2 separate regions of the Homo sapiens genome follow, and region 1 is linked to region 2. A link is an interaction called in ENCODE POLR2A ChIA-PET data of the cell type or tissue named here. Cell type or tissue: OCI-LY7. All regions are shown on one strand. Each heading gives the region's core, and the rest is flanking DNA. Links, peaks and the distances in the headings are about the cores only.

What was found. Peaks named below come from ENCODE experiments on the same cell type or tissue, not always from the same donor. Only the 100,000 strongest peaks of a DNase experiment are listed, where the experiment ranks them.
Region 1: POLR2A ChIA-PET joins it to region 2 with 5 read pairs; 1 of 35 experiments calls an interaction of 5 or more read pairs at or near these places.

The regions. Positions count from the first base shown.
Region 1 is chr3:169,805,297-169,811,978 of GRCh38, forward strand. It overlaps LRRC34 (leucine rich repeat containing 34), which reads right to left. Exons shown (of 11, transcript NM_001172779.2): 2 at 3,332-3,449; 3 at 2,292-2,413; 4 at 2,130-2,194; 5 at 1,552-1,635. Among named protein-coding and RNA genes, the nearest start is that of LRRIQ4, 4.2 kb to the right of the region's middle. RefSeq lists enhancers at 860-1,004, 3,116-3,260 and cis regulatory regions at 932, 3,188. In OCI-LY7, for the core only: no CTCF peak of the experiment used is centred there; a DNase peak (open chromatin) is centred at 6,585; H3K4me3 peaks cover 560 bases.
Region 2 is chr3:168,616,591-168,625,164 of GRCh38, forward strand. It overlaps LOC105374200 (a long non-coding RNA gene), which reads right to left and starts at 2,729. Exons shown (of 3, transcript XR_001741015.2): 1 at 1-2,729. It also overlaps the pseudogene EGFEM1P. RefSeq lists an enhancer at 494-1,110. In OCI-LY7, for the core only: CTCF peaks have their summits at 4,455 and 4,654; a DNase peak (open chromatin) is centred at 4,451.

The DNA.
Region 1 (6,682 bases), core at 1,683-6,682, 1.2 Mb after region 2:
CAACATAGCAGGACACAAGATCAATATACAAAAACAGCTGTATTTCCATATGCTAACAATGAACAACCTAAAAATGAAATTAAGAACAACAGTTCCACTTACAATAGCATAAAAAAAAGTTAGGAATAAATTTAACAAAAGAAATGTAAGATTTGCACATTGAAAACTACAGAGCATTGCTGAAAGAAATGAAAGGCCTTAAATAAATGAAACATCTTATGTTCGAGGTTTGGAAGACTTAAGATGGCAATACTCCCCAAGGTGATCTACAGATTTACTGTAATTCCTATTAAAATCCCAGCTGCTGGCCGGGTGAAGTGGCTCATGCCTGTAATCCCAGCACTTTGGGAGGCCGAGGTGGGCAGATAATCTGAGGTCGGGAGTTTGAGACTAGCCTGACCAGCGTGGAGAAACCCTGTCTCTACTAAAAGTACAAAATTAGCCAGGCATGGTGGTGCATGCCTATAATCCCAGCTACTTGGGAGGCTGAGGCAGGAGAATTGCTTGAACCTAGGAGGTGGAGGTTGTGGTGAGCCAAAATCGCGCCATTGCACTCCAGCCTGGGCAACAAGAGCAAAACTCCATCTCAAAAAAAAAAAAAAAAAAAACTCCCAGCTGCTTTTCTTGCAGAAATTGATTAACTGACCTAAAATTCATATGGAAATGCAAGGGACACAGAAGAGCCAACACAATCCTGAAAAAAGAACAAGGACACATTTCTTGATTTTAAAACCTACTACAAAGCTATAGTAATCAAGATAGTGTGGTACTGGCATAAGGATAGACATACAGATTAAAAGAATAGAATTGAGAGTACAGAAATAAACTCCTGTAATGATGGTTAGCTGATTTTTGGACAAAACTGTCAAGACAGTTCAATGGGAGAAAGAATAGTCTTTTAACAAATGGTGTTAGGACACGTGGATATACACATGCAAAAGAATAAAGTTGGATTCCTACCTCATACCATATTCAAAAATTAAAATGGATCAAAGAAAGAGCTAAAACTGTAAAACTCTTAAAAAAACATAAATCTTTGTGACTGGGTTTTCAAGATGAACCTTGAAAACATTAAGCCAGTCCCAAAAGGCCACATATTGTATGATTCTGTTTATATGAAATGTCCACAATAGGCAAATACATAGAGAGACGAAGTAGGTTAGTGACTGCCAGGGGCTGGAGAGCAGGGGGTAGAAAAGATGGAGAGGGATTGCTAATGAGTTTAGGGCTTTTCTTTTTGGGGTGATAAGAATGTTTTTAAAATAGTGATAGTAGTGATACTTGCACAGCCCTGTGAATATATTAATACTTAAAAAACCACTGAAGACTTTCAAAGGGTATATTTTATGTATGTGAGTTAAATCTTAGTAAAACTATGACTTCAAAAGTGTTCATGCAATGTCTACACTTGAATAAATTAAAGTATAATAAAAATATACATTCCTACAATATTAAAATAAGTTCACTTCAACATTGGACACTGTTGGTTCCAAGCTATCAGAAGTTAGAATTTCCAAATACAATGTTAGTTTGAAATACATAAATGCTTACATGTAGCACTTTAGCAATCAATTCTCCACCTTCGGGCCCAATATCATTAAACATGAGGTTTAAGTAAATGAGATTAAGTTGTTTCTATAAGAGAAAAGAAGCTATTACACATTATTATTATTGGAAATTGGTCAGTTTTACATACATGTATATACATATACACATACAGTATATACTTTATTTGAATAAGTGTTTTCCTCCAAAGAAAATCTTTATAACCAAGAAAAACTGTATCCTAGCAAAAACAACTACATTAAGGAAAAAAATCATTCTCATGTAATCAAAATATAATTACAATATAAATGAAAGAAAAAACTATATTTACCTTTGATCAATCTGAAAGATGTGTGGTGTATATATTTAATCATGGTGTACAAGTTTGCAAAAGATAACTTAGGAGCTCTAGCTACTGGCTCCATTGAGACCAAATCCACAATGGGTTTCCAGTATATTTCGAGTGTTCTAGCACAGAGTCAGGACCCTTGACATCAGGTAAAACTAGTGTTTTATGTGTGTGTCATTAGACTAATTGGTTTCATTGTAAATGGAACTAAGGACATTTTGTAGTAAAATAATACCTGAAGCAGTTTCGCAGCATAGTATGCACCAACATCACATAGAAGGTTATATCCAACATCCAAACCTGAAGCACAGATGAATAGAAGTGGATATTCATTATAAAGAATACTTAAAATCAGATCAATGAAAAGCAGGAGGTATTGATTCTTATGGAAACATACCATTAATATACAGACAATTCTTTAAAATTTTGGAAAGAATCCAAAAATCTTCACCTGTAACTCTTTCTACTGGCACTAAGCGATTGTTACCAGCAATGTTTAATGTGATTCCTGCTGCTAGCCTGTTAAAATACAAAAAAAAAAAAAAAAAAAAAAGATTTTGAAATAGAAACCCAGTAAAGAAGTAAAAGTATGTTTCCTTCATGTATAAATAGTCATATCACAGATATCATTTACTGGAAGCAAGCATATAATAAGTAGACTTATACAGTATATTTATACCAGGTAACTTAAAACTACTGAACATTCTGCAGACTGCAAAGTGCTTTAAAAGATTCCATATATTTAGCTCTCTCACACACACTCACACTCACACAAACAGTATCCCCACTTTATAGATAACACTGAAAACTTCAGTGATTTGCTTAGACTCACCCAGCTCAGGTTAGGCGTGGTGGTTCACGCCTGTAATCCCAGCACTTTGGGAGGCCAAGGCGGGCTGATCACCTGAGGTCAGAAGTTCGAGACCAGCCTGGCCAACATGGTGAAACCCTGTCTCTACTAAAAAATACAAAAATTAGCCGGGCATGGTGGCGAGCACCTGTAATCCCAGCTGCTCGGGAGGCCAAGGCAGGAGAATTGCTTGAACCCAGGAGGCTGAGTTTGCAGTGAGCCGAGATCACGCCACTGCACTCTAGCCTGGGCGACAGAGGGAGGCACCATCTCAGAAAAAAAAAAAAAAAAAAAAGATTCACCCTGCCCACAAACAAAAAAAAAAGATTCACCCCACCCACAGAAGTTAAAGATCACTCTGGAGCCCAAGCTTGGGTACTCCTGGTCTAGTGCTCTTTCCTGAATACTATACCACCTCTAAGACCTACTAACAGTGTTGCTCGTGTACTTACTTACCTGAATCAAATGGTATGTTCATTTTACCAAGCATTTTCAAATGGCTATAAAATCACTCAATATGTTAGGATTTTCACACACATGAATATAAGCAAACACTATTAATGTAATCAAGTATTTGTCTTTCTTACCCCTTTTTAATTTCTTCATCCACTTCTTGGAGTATATGCAATATAAAAGGATTAATTTTCTGGGATTTTTCCATACACAGATTAGAATAATGTTTCTGGAGACCAGATTCTGGAGATTCTGAAAAATATATGCATCCTCTATCACATATAAATTATTCTAGAAGCTTTAAAAAAAACCATAAAAACTACCTCTTTCAAATATATGAGTTGTATGTGTGTATAGTGGGGGTAGGGAAGAAAAGGAAACAGAATTAAGGTTAGAAAAAGAGAAGAGAAATAAAAATAATGAATGGGAGAGATAATTAAAATGCTGTTTGGAGAACTAGGGCCATTGAAGCACCCATTGAGGCTTGGCAGACACTGGCTCAAGTGAGCACCCTACGTTGGAAGTGACATAAAGGGAGAACTAAGCTCCATTATGTGCCAGGCCTGGTAGCTGAGGAAAATGACTTCCAAAGAAATTGTATATTTTGTCCAAAACCATGCAGCTAATAAAGGCAGAGTGCAGAATCAAACTGATTCCAAAACCTCTTTCCACTGTGCCCTAATGGGTTACAGGGACTCAAGGTTTCTTTTTTTTTTTTTTTTTTTTCAACTCAGTATCTCAGCATCCACGAGAGGAAAAGGTTTCTTAAAATAGCTTCACATAAAAACAATTTTATCTAATAACCTAACTCAAAAGGGATCTGATAAAGCACCTACTCCCACAAGCTTCTTGGATACCCTCTACACCATCCCAAGTTTGAATGTAACTGTCATTTCTTCATACCAAATCGAGGCCTGGCTCACAGAAGCTCTTCTCCTACCCAGCCTTCCATTTCCTCTTTCTAAAGGTGACTTTTCCCTAAGTTCTTAAGAAGACAGACACAAAGCAGGAGTTGAGATCTCCTTTCTGTTATACATGCAGATTTCCTTAATGACCTTGCTGTTCTCAGTAATACCTCAAAAGCATCTTCTGCAAGGCCTACATCTTCTGGGGTGGAAGTTATGCTGTTACTTTTCTTAGAAGTACAGGCCACTGTCTTTGTTTTCTATACATCTACCTTTTGTGGATGTCTTTTAAAAATTTGTGCACAGAGATCTCATTGCTCAACCAGCCTAGCTTTTTAGGAGCTGGCTTCTCTTCTAAGTCTCTACATCTCAGAAATGTTGTTTACTGAGTGTCCTTTGCACTCTGAAGAATAATGAGTTTGCTAAACGGATCTGCAGAACGAGATTTAACATGAGGAACATTACATTTCAGATGAAAGCAAACAAAATTTTCTTATAGTTTTTAATAACCTTTTTAAAAATAAATTTAATATACTTATTCCAGACAATTTGGAAATTTCTTTTTTTTTTTTTTTTGAGATAGGTTCTTGATCTGCCACCCAAGCTGGAGAGCAGGAGCGCAATCTCGGCTCACTGCAACCTCTGCCTCCCGGGTTCAAGCGATTCTCCTGCCTCAGCCTCCCGAGTAGCTGGGACTACAGGCACACACCACCACACCCAGCTATAAAGACGGGGTTTCACCATGTTGGCCAGGCTGGTCTCAAACTCCTGACCTCAAGTGATCAGCCTGCCTCAGCCTCCCAAAGTGCTGGGATTACAGGTGAGCCACTGAGCCCGACCGGAAATTTCTAACATTAAAAAAAAATACATGTTAATCTGCAATCCCACTGCCAAAGAACAACCACAATTGAGGTCTAGGCATACATACTTCCTATAGTTTTTCTTTTATATGCATATTAAGTATTTTTTAAACAAAATTGGAATCTTTGGATATAACTTTATATGCTGTTTTTTAAATTAACATTATATTGTAAGCAGTTTTCCCATGTCACTAGATATTCTCTGAAAAATTTAAATAGCATAATTTCTGTCATGTGGATAGATGTACGTATTAAAAAAAGCTTCACCTATTTTAGAAAATTTTCATGTATTTAAATGATATTGTAGCACAATATTTCCCAAACTGTATTTTGTGGAATATGCATGTTCTACAGGATGATCAAAGGTGTTCCAAATAGAATAGGTCTTATTATCAAGTAAGTCTGAGAAGTACTAAAATAAACAAAACTATACACAGACACAACACTTCTCAGGGCATTTAAAACGTGCACACTCTGCAAACTGTTAAGCTTGAGAATAGGGAGGATAAGAATGCTGCATTTCCGGCCGGGTGCGGTGGCTTACGCCTGTAATCCCAGCACTTTGGGAGGCCGAGGCGAGCGGATCACTTGAGGCCAGGAGTTCGAGACCAGCCTGGCCAATATGGTGAAACCCTATCTCTACCAAAAATACAAAAATTAGCTGGTGTGGTGGCGCATGCCTGTAGTCCCAGCTACTTCGGAGGCTGAGGCGACAGAATCGCTTGAATGCGGGAGGTGGAGGTTACAAGGTTGCAGTGGGCAGAGATCGCGCCACTGCACTCCAGCCTGGGCGACAGAGGAGACTCCATCTCAAAAACAAAACAAAACAAAAACCTCACTTGGAATGCAATCTAGAAAATGCTGCTTTAGCGTCCTCCCCAGGAAACAAAGCAAGTAGATCCCAAATAGAAGTTGGAGCTGGGCTCCCACTGGGCTTCTTTCTTCCCTACTGTCTTCCTTGGTATTAAGAGAAAAATTGCCCTGAGAATCTCCGAGGGCACAGAAATGTGTCAGACTACAATTCATTTTCGCGAAGGCATGAAGGAATCTTAGACTACGAGCTAAATACAGCTAAACAAAGTTATGGAAATATTCTTATTTAACAAGCTAGCCAGAGATTTACAGTATTTAAAAGTTTCTGCTACCCTTCCTTTGATTTAAAATTCACCTACGTATTTTGTATGCCAGGATTTTGTGGCACCAATGAATTTATTTCCTATATTGTATTCATATTAGAAGGAAAATAGCCTTCAAATTGTAAAGCAAAAACTAGGAAATAACCCAGCTACGCAGGAAAATGTCAAGAACCTAACCCAAATTTCATTTTTTCATCCACGCCTCTGGCAGCCACGTTTTAACAATTTCCAGAGAGAGGACTTACTTAGGAGGTAGATCCCTCCAAAACATGCTTTTCTATACTTAGCCAAGCACTGGGAAATCTAAGCGATAAGCATGAGTCAGAACGTGGGTGCCCTATCCAGAATCCGCAGTGTGTACATTTGAACAAGTTGTTATGCCAGCTTAAATTTCCTCTCATGCTAAAGGCAGAGCCTAACACTGCCCATCTCCTGGATGCAGTATTATTAAGCCAGCCTCCGAACACAGTTCCGTATCCACAAACAGACTTTAAAACCAGCATATAAAACGGAAATGGCGGGTAGGGGGTGGCCGTTCAGGGTAGGTGCTTAACTTGCTAATCATGGGCGCAGAAATATTTAAA
Region 2 (8,574 bases), core at 1,369-6,368:
TTAGCCAACAAATCTTTTCTAAAAATAAGGCAACTGGGGAAACCTATAATAAATAACTTAGCAAAATGAGGCGATGAACTTTTCAGCTACCATAAGCCTTTTCTCCCCCTTTAAGTAATGTATTTTATCAGGACTGAAATTCTAATGTATGATAACCTGAAATTTGAGTTTAAAAATGAACACAACTGAAATATAATAAGGCATTTTTCATCTCTTTTAATATTTTATATATTCTCATTCTTCATGAGAAATGGCTGCAGCACGCAAGCTGCCAGGTTAATCTTGCTTAAATTTGGCAATCAACAAGTAACTTTGTGCACAAACTGTTGGAGTACCATGCAAGGCAAGCAAAGGAGTTTAGATTTGATGCAATAATAGAGGGAGAGCTATCGACAGAGCAAGAGAATAATAAGATGCAAATGCCTTTTAAGGACAATTAGTCTGGAAACCAAGAAAAAAATGGGCTTGGCGGAATGAAAACATACAGACAAAGAGACAGCATTTGTATCATGTGAAGAATCTGGCATCAACTCAGAAGCCTTCTTTTTCACCTGGCGTGATTCAAAGTAAATTACAGTGAAGAAAAGGCCATTAGGCTCACAATAAGGAGACTTGGTAACTTGAAGAATGTATTTTTAAAAGTATGGAAATAGCTGTCAACATGAGGGGACTTTGAAAAGGAAGTTACTGGGGATATAAATAGATGTAATGGGTATAAGGAATGAAGCCTGAGGCAGGAAACAGAAAAATAATTTTTAAAAAGTTGCCAGAGGAAGAAGCAACATTATTTCCAGTTTTTAGAAAAGACATGAGCAATTCACTACAAGAGTTATACACAATGAAGATGAGTATGTTTCAATAATTAAATTAGTGACTTTGGGGAAAAATTCAAATTGCTGAGTAGAGATCCTAAAAAGTCCATTCCCTAACCAGTTAACTTCTAAGCCTAGATAATTCACTATTAAATATTTAGGCATATCTTATATTTTGGGATTCAGCAAATGGTTCGATTTCCTATGATAAATTTTGTAAATGTGTTTACTTTCCCAAGTGACAGATATTTCACAAGGGCCATAAGAGAGGTAAATGGGGAGATTCTTTGGTTTCCCTTTTTAAAGGCAGGAAGCAGCCAGTTCTTGGTTTGCATAAAGAAACTGGAAGAAAAGCACAGAGATAAAATAGAAATGTTCACTAATATTTTCATGAGTCAAGTTTTATAGCCACAGCTGTCTCCAGCAGGAATGGAATTTACAGTGTCAATGGGTATTAGAAAGAGATGGGCTGGAGGAAGAAGATTGGAAGGATGGGCACTTAGCATGTATGCAGAAGTGAACTAATCTGCCTACATAGCAGGAGCTGAATTTTATACCAAAACTTTCTCTGCAATTATAAAAGGCTTTAGATGTTTAGTTTCAAAGACATGCAGGTTGACCAGCAGTTTAAAGAGTTGTGAGCTACTGGATAATGATCTCAATCCAACTACTTTCCTTTGCCCAAATAGAATTCTTCAACCATCAGCAGTAATTAGTTGGCTTTTAGCTTTTGGGCACCAGACAATGGATCGTGATCCATAGTGGCTATCATGTGGGAGATGAGGCTGCAGGTGAAAGGTGAAAGGAACTTTTCACTTCCCAAGCTTCCAAAAAGCAAGTGTCTTCTCCTATTTTTAGCCTGCTATATTAATACTATATGTGTGTGTTTATATGTGTAGGTGTATGTTCTAAGTCACATTTCTCTTGGTTACTTGCTCCTTTTTACTGAAGATCATTTACATTTGGATCTATCATATGCCAATTCTAGTTAATTATGTTTATGAAAGATCCTGGTCTTAGTTAATGAAAGATTAAGAACAGTGTCTATTTTTTCCTTTTATTATGGATCTTTACTCTTACTGAAATTTTCTGTTTTAAAAGTCAAAATAAAATTTAGCTTATAAACAGTTTAGAAAGTTTATTTTTCTAGTCTTTTCTAGTTATGGAAAATGTAATATTTGAAAGACAAGTATCTATAACAAATCAAATTGATGTTTAAACACAAAAGATACATTTGCCAAATTGCTTCTCCTCCCTGATGCTACTTTAGGGACATATAAAACAAGAAATGGAAATTAATTTTTATCATGTGCATGTCGGTTTCCCTTTCTCTGAAATTCACTGATTTCTTTCAAATTTGAACACTCCAGCTTTTATCTCTTCTGGTCTTCAGTGCTAGACTCCCCCAGCTTTTCTCCAGTTCTATTGTTGTGACAGTATCACAATTTACTTTCTTCATTTTGAGGATTTGTTTGTGTTGTTATTCCTATTTTTTGTGAAAGGAAAATAAATCTTGGGGCCCCAAAATCACTAAGCTAAAGGGAAAGTCAAGCTGGGAACTGCTTAGGGTAAACCTGCCTCCTGATCTATTCAGAGTCACACCTCTGCTAACTGAGATAAATGCATAGCTAATTGCCTCTTTGGAGAGGCTAATCAGAAACTCAAAAGAATGCAACTATTTGTCTCTTACCTATGTATGACCTGGAAGCCCCCTCCCCACTTTTAGTTGTTCCACCTTGGCTTGGAGTTGTCCTGCCTTTCTGGACTGAACTAATGTTCATCTTACATATGATGATTAATGTCTCATGTCTCCCTAAAATGTATAAAACCAAACTGTGCTCTGACCACCGTGGGCATATGTCAGTCATCAGGATCTCCTGATGCTGAGTCACGGGCACACATCCTCAACCTTGGCAAAATAAAGTTTCTAAATTAACTGAGACCTGTCTCAGATCCTCAGGGTTCACACTGCCCTGTACTTTATGGGAAGCAAGCCAGCAAGTCCCCTTAGTAGTTGATCGTAACCTTGGCCTGCAATATCATGATCAGCAAATGATGCATCATTAGGTGTCTTCGACTGAGAGAGGAGCAATTACCCCATGACAGCAGGATCAGAGAAATCAGACTGATCAGGATAAAGAACATAACAAACAGTTGGGAGAACATGAAAGAATATATACATACACAGCATAAAAAATGTAAGTGCAGTTAAAATATCATTACACTAAGAATCTAAAGAATTACTGGGTTTCAGCTCTGCCATTTCTGCTTACCAATTCAGTGACCATGAGCAAATGACAACTTCACTGAGCTACATTTTCCATTTTGAAACATGTAGACCCTAAAGTCTGCCAGGATTATGGTAAAGAAAGCATGAGTCCTTATGCAAAGCATGTGTTGAATACTATTCACTCTTAAAACCATATTATGCTGGAACTGTGAAAGAGAACTAAAGCTGGCTGAAGGAGGGCCATAGGGAATCTGATTTTGTTTCCTTCCTCCCTGTATAGTTCAGGCTTTGCAAAGTAGTTTGGTTTAAAATCTAGGTGCTATTTTCTAGACAGAGTAACAATTTCTGTTTACTGCTTTTATTGGCCAGGCCTTGCCTCCCAATCCAGACACCCAGTTCTCATTCGCTCTTTAAATAACAGATTATTTCAGGAAACAAAGTTATTTTTCTCTACCTTGGAGGTGGTCATGGTGGTGTTCTTGCCCTTGCTCATCTTCTAAGTTAAATACAGTTACCCAGCCCAACACATCCTCCTGATGACCTCATGCTGAACCTACTTTTGAGCATTGTTCTCTGGGCTAGCAATCATCTCCAGCCTTCTCAAAGTGTCAAGGCAGCGAAACTTGGGGTTCAAGAAGGTTCTCAAGTTATTGAAAGAATGTTCTTCACATGTAATGGGTTGGTTCTGAAGGTGGCATAGTAGGTTTTGCCCCATTTTTCTTTCATGTATGCCATATTTCTGCAGCTAAAGGTGAGAGTATTGAAAAACATTAACATAAAACTGAGAGCTTTGATTTTTATCTTCATGTTTAAACATCTAAGGGATAACAGTAAAGTAAGTATGGATTACTATAGAAGACTCTTGTACATTTCAGTTGCCATTTCTGCACAATAATTTATACCAACTCTTAAACTACAAAACTTGTTTGTTCCTTTATTAATTTATCAGCTAGCAAAATATGTACTTGCTGTGACACTAGTTAAATTATTCACAGAGGCACATGTTCTATTAGGCCCTTTTTTTCTGGGGCCCATTCTGGTGATTTTAAGAAGCCAAGATAGGTGGCTTGAAGATTTTGACTTTTGCATAAACATTGTAAGAGCTCATTCATTCTCAGTGCTGTTCCTGAAACTTCATCATTTCTCCCTTTGTGAATATTATTTGATATCTGATCGTCTTTGAAAAAACAGTTTTCTTTGGGCCCCTTAGCTCACCAGTGTCCTCTGAAACAACCTGGTTTCCTTGGCATCTCCCCCTCACCCTAATTTCTCTCTACTTGTTGCCTCGTATCCAGCAACCTCCAACTTATTGATTTGGCTTGATTTAATTGGGAGCGCCCCATACCCAGGACAGGTTTTCCCAGTGGCAGCTGGGAGTATGAATCTAATAGGCCTGGTTTGGTTCTGTGACCCTCTGTCGCCCCTTTCTGGCCATAGCCTGTCACTGAAGTTTACCCTCTGGACTTGATAATACAGACAGCAGCCGTAGTACAGAACAGTTTGCAAACTATCAGCCTGTGTGCCAAATCAGCCCAAAGAATGCTTTGTTTGGTTCGTATAAATTATGCCAACATTTAAAAATTAGCAGACATATTAGTCCATTTTATGTTGCTGTAAAGGAATACCTGAGGCTGGGTAATTTATAAAGAAGAGGTTTATTTTGGCTCACAGCTCTGCAGGCGATACAAGAAGCGTGGTGCCAGCGTGTGTTTCTGGTGAAAGCCTCAGGAAGCTTACAATCACTGCAGAAGGCCAAAGGGAGCAAGCATATCACATGGTGAGAGAAGGAGCAAGAGAGAGAAGGGAGGGATCCCAGATTCTTTTAAACAACCAGCTCTCACATGAACTGCCAGAGCAAGAACTCACTCATTACCAACGAGATGCCACCAAGCCATTCATAATGGATCTACCCTCATGACCCAGACACCACCCACTAGGCCCATATCCAACATTGGAGGTCACATTGCAACATGAGAATTGGAGGGTATACACATCCAAATTATATCTAGAGATTTCAGGGCCAGGTGTGGTGGCTCACGCCTGTAATCCTAGCCCTTTGAGAGGCTGAGACAGGAGGATTACTTGAGGCCAGGAGTTCAAGTCCAGCCTGGGCAACATAGCAAGAACTTATCTTCACTTAAAAAAAAAGTCAGATGTGGTGGTGCTTCTGTAGTCCCACCTATTCAGGAGGCTGAGGTGGGGGAACTGCTTGAGCTCTGGAGATGAGGCTGCAGTGAGCCATGATTGTGCCACTGCACTCCAGGCTGGGCAACAGAGCAAGGTCCTGTTTTTTTAAAAAAAAGAGATTTTATATAAAATTTACAGCTTCTCTTAACATAGCAGAAGATCTGACAATCTTAGGCCAGCTTTCTTCTTGTGGACAATCTTACTCTTGCCCACCACTCATGGTGTAGACTGGTCATTTGCATCTAGTGCCTGCTTCACTCATTTCTGTTGACTGCCTTGTCCCAACAGGCATTTGGACTCCCAGGTCAAGTACAAAAGTTTATTCAAATAGATGTGGTTTATTTGTGTGTCTTGGGGAGGAAGAATGATATCTAATTTCTTTTATGAATATGCTCACAAAAAGGAATTAGAAATCAGATTGAGATTCTTTAGTACATGAAGGTGAAAATTGGGTATGTTTTCTTCCCATTTACAATATATTTGTACCAAGATTCACTTTTTATCAAAGAGAAACTTTTCTGCAGTTTAAATTGTAGGATGATGGAGTTCTGAATATCTTAGGTAACATTATTATATGGATGAATATATTTGCATTCTATCAGGTTGAATATAGAAAAATCATTATATACAGATGTTAAAGAAACTATACAAAGTACTAATGTATAAGGAGTGTGTGTGTGTGTAACCGTCTAATGATTCATGTTTTTTCTCTTTTTTATTATACTTAAGTGGAGTTTCCAGGGCAAACACAGGTATACAGTCATAATGATAAATTATGTAGTTTAATTCAGCTTCACCAATGATAACTCAGATGCCATTTTCAAATGCATTGTGAGAACGGTTTTTTCACGTTTGCTTCTAATTCCAGCAAAAACACCTAATTATAGAACAACAGTAGCAAAAAATAAATTTTGCTCAGGGAAAAAGGTTTTATGAGTAATCAGTGCAAAGCAGAAATCTCTTGCTGCGAATAATGTGGGCCAGCTAAGGTTTCTGTGAGGTTTTTTGCTTTGGCGTGGTTTGGCTTTGTACTGCCTGGGTGACCTCTTCTTCTCATCCATCACTTCATCAGAAAATCAAAAGACAGCAAGCTCCTAGCCAGACTCTTGTTCAAGATAAACTCTATGACCTCCTAACAGGTTACTAGATCTTTTATGGGAGTTCAGCTGACCACATGACTTCTTATATTTGAGAACTTATTCATGAGCCAGCAAAGCTCTGGCTAATGTCACAGAACTTGACAGCACTAGTGCTGTTCATGGCTTCATCTTTAGACATAGCTATTCTATCCTGTTCCCTTTCAGAAACTCAAATGAAGGGCCGCGTCTTATAATCAAACATTTCAGATAAAACAGCTTATTTTTCCCTGAGAGCATATGTGTCTTCTATTAATCCTAATCAACTAGGGACAGACTGAAAAGAACACTCTAATAAGGTAATAGTACTGAGTATTTTGCTGTGACATCCCACAAAAATGAGTTTTCTGTGGGATTTGGGGAGGAGGTAAAAAAATGACCAAGAAAAAAAAGACCTTCAAGAATTAAATGGCTTAGAGATAAAGCATATAAAATAGGAATGCTTTTATTGCTTTTGTATTTTCTGAGGACAATTCTGCCAGTGAATCCACAAAATTGTATAAATACAAATATATCACATTTGCCTGCTGTGATTAAATTTCTCTGATTACACAACTATACTTGATACACGGGACCAATGCATCATTTTTTTTTTCCTTTTGTAATCATTGTTATATCCACGCTTATAATCAACATTCATCACAGCTAATTAGAGTTTCTTTGTCTGTTGTTTCTGAGATCTGACATTCCTAGAGTTCAACTACAAAATTCATTTTTAACCATCTCTCTGCTTGGGGAGTTGGAGGAAGACAAATGCAAATTCCAGGGCTGTATTATTCACGAATGGCTTTCTGAAATTTTCATGTACTATGATTTTTTTAATTGAATTTAAATGATTACTCTTGGAGCCGGAGACCAAGTCCTGCTTAAAATTTTGCAGGACACTCCTATGATTTGTAGGTACATTCCTATTGGTAAAAGAAGCTGGCAGTCTTTCTTGTTAAAGATTTTGTAGATTTATATAGATATCAAAGGATATATATTTTTGTTGCATTAGATTGACATTAATTTCTAAAAATAAAATGCTACAGATTTACATCACTTACCAGTTCAAAGCTTTTGTTCACTCTCAAATGCTGTTTTCTTCTAGCAAATGTTTTTAATTATGCACACTTTAAATGTGAAATTACAGTAATAAGAAAGCTAGTTAAACTTTAGCTAGTCTATTACAAACAAATTTAATCTACTTTCTAGATGTTAATTTGAGACCAGAGTTTTCCAACTCACAGCTCTGTTGTCTCACCTGGAAATTCCATCTCCTTTATTAAAACAACTGTAACCTTTAAAGCTTTGATAGAAGAATAAACCTAACTGAAAATGAGTCACTATGGTATACATCCTACCTTCTTTATTTTGTGTTGTTCTACTTTGTTTTCACAATTTTCTTTAATTTGCATTTTTGTTGCTGCTGTTTATGTCCATACTGTGGACTGAGTCATTCCCAAATAAACAAACCAATATTACTGAGTAACCATTTCAGTTCCTGCTCTTGATAAGTTCACAGTACTCTGAAGGATGTAGGTATGTGAACACATAATTAAAATAAAACTGGAAAAGGTCTATTAGAAAAGACATAAAGCAATGGTAAGTTTGAAGAGAAAATGAAAAATCAGAGAGTAGTGGTGGGGGGCTTTATAGAAGAGGTGATATTTATTCTGAGACTTGGAGACATTAATGGTAGTTAAAGGTTATGAGGTGGCATTCTGTGTCAGGCAAGGTTCTAAGCAATTAAACTGTAGTAATTATTTTAAACCTCAAGAAAATCCTATGAAGTGCTATATATTACGCCCATTTTATAGATGAGGAAATGGAGGCATAGAAAAGTTAGGTAACTTGACCAAGCTCTCTGTGCCATATTTTATTTTCCAAAAATGGCTGTAACAATCTCTCTCTCTATTTAAATTCTTCTCAAACCTTGCCATTACCACAGTAAAAGGGGAGGTCTAGGTCTTCTGCTTGAATTGTATTGGTTTGGGACTGGCATGAAACCTACAGAATGTGTCAGAAATGACAAGAAGTCACTTCAATGGCTAGATCAGGAAAGAAGATACAACATCCACCTTAATCACTGGAATACTGCTGGAGCCCCAAGCTGCTATGCTTGGAGCAAGCCCAAAGTAGCCTAAATGAGAAGCCACCAGGGGAAGCTAGAGATTGAGAGAGAGAGAGAGAGAGAGAGAGAGCGAGAAAGAGTAAGTGAGTGAGTCTG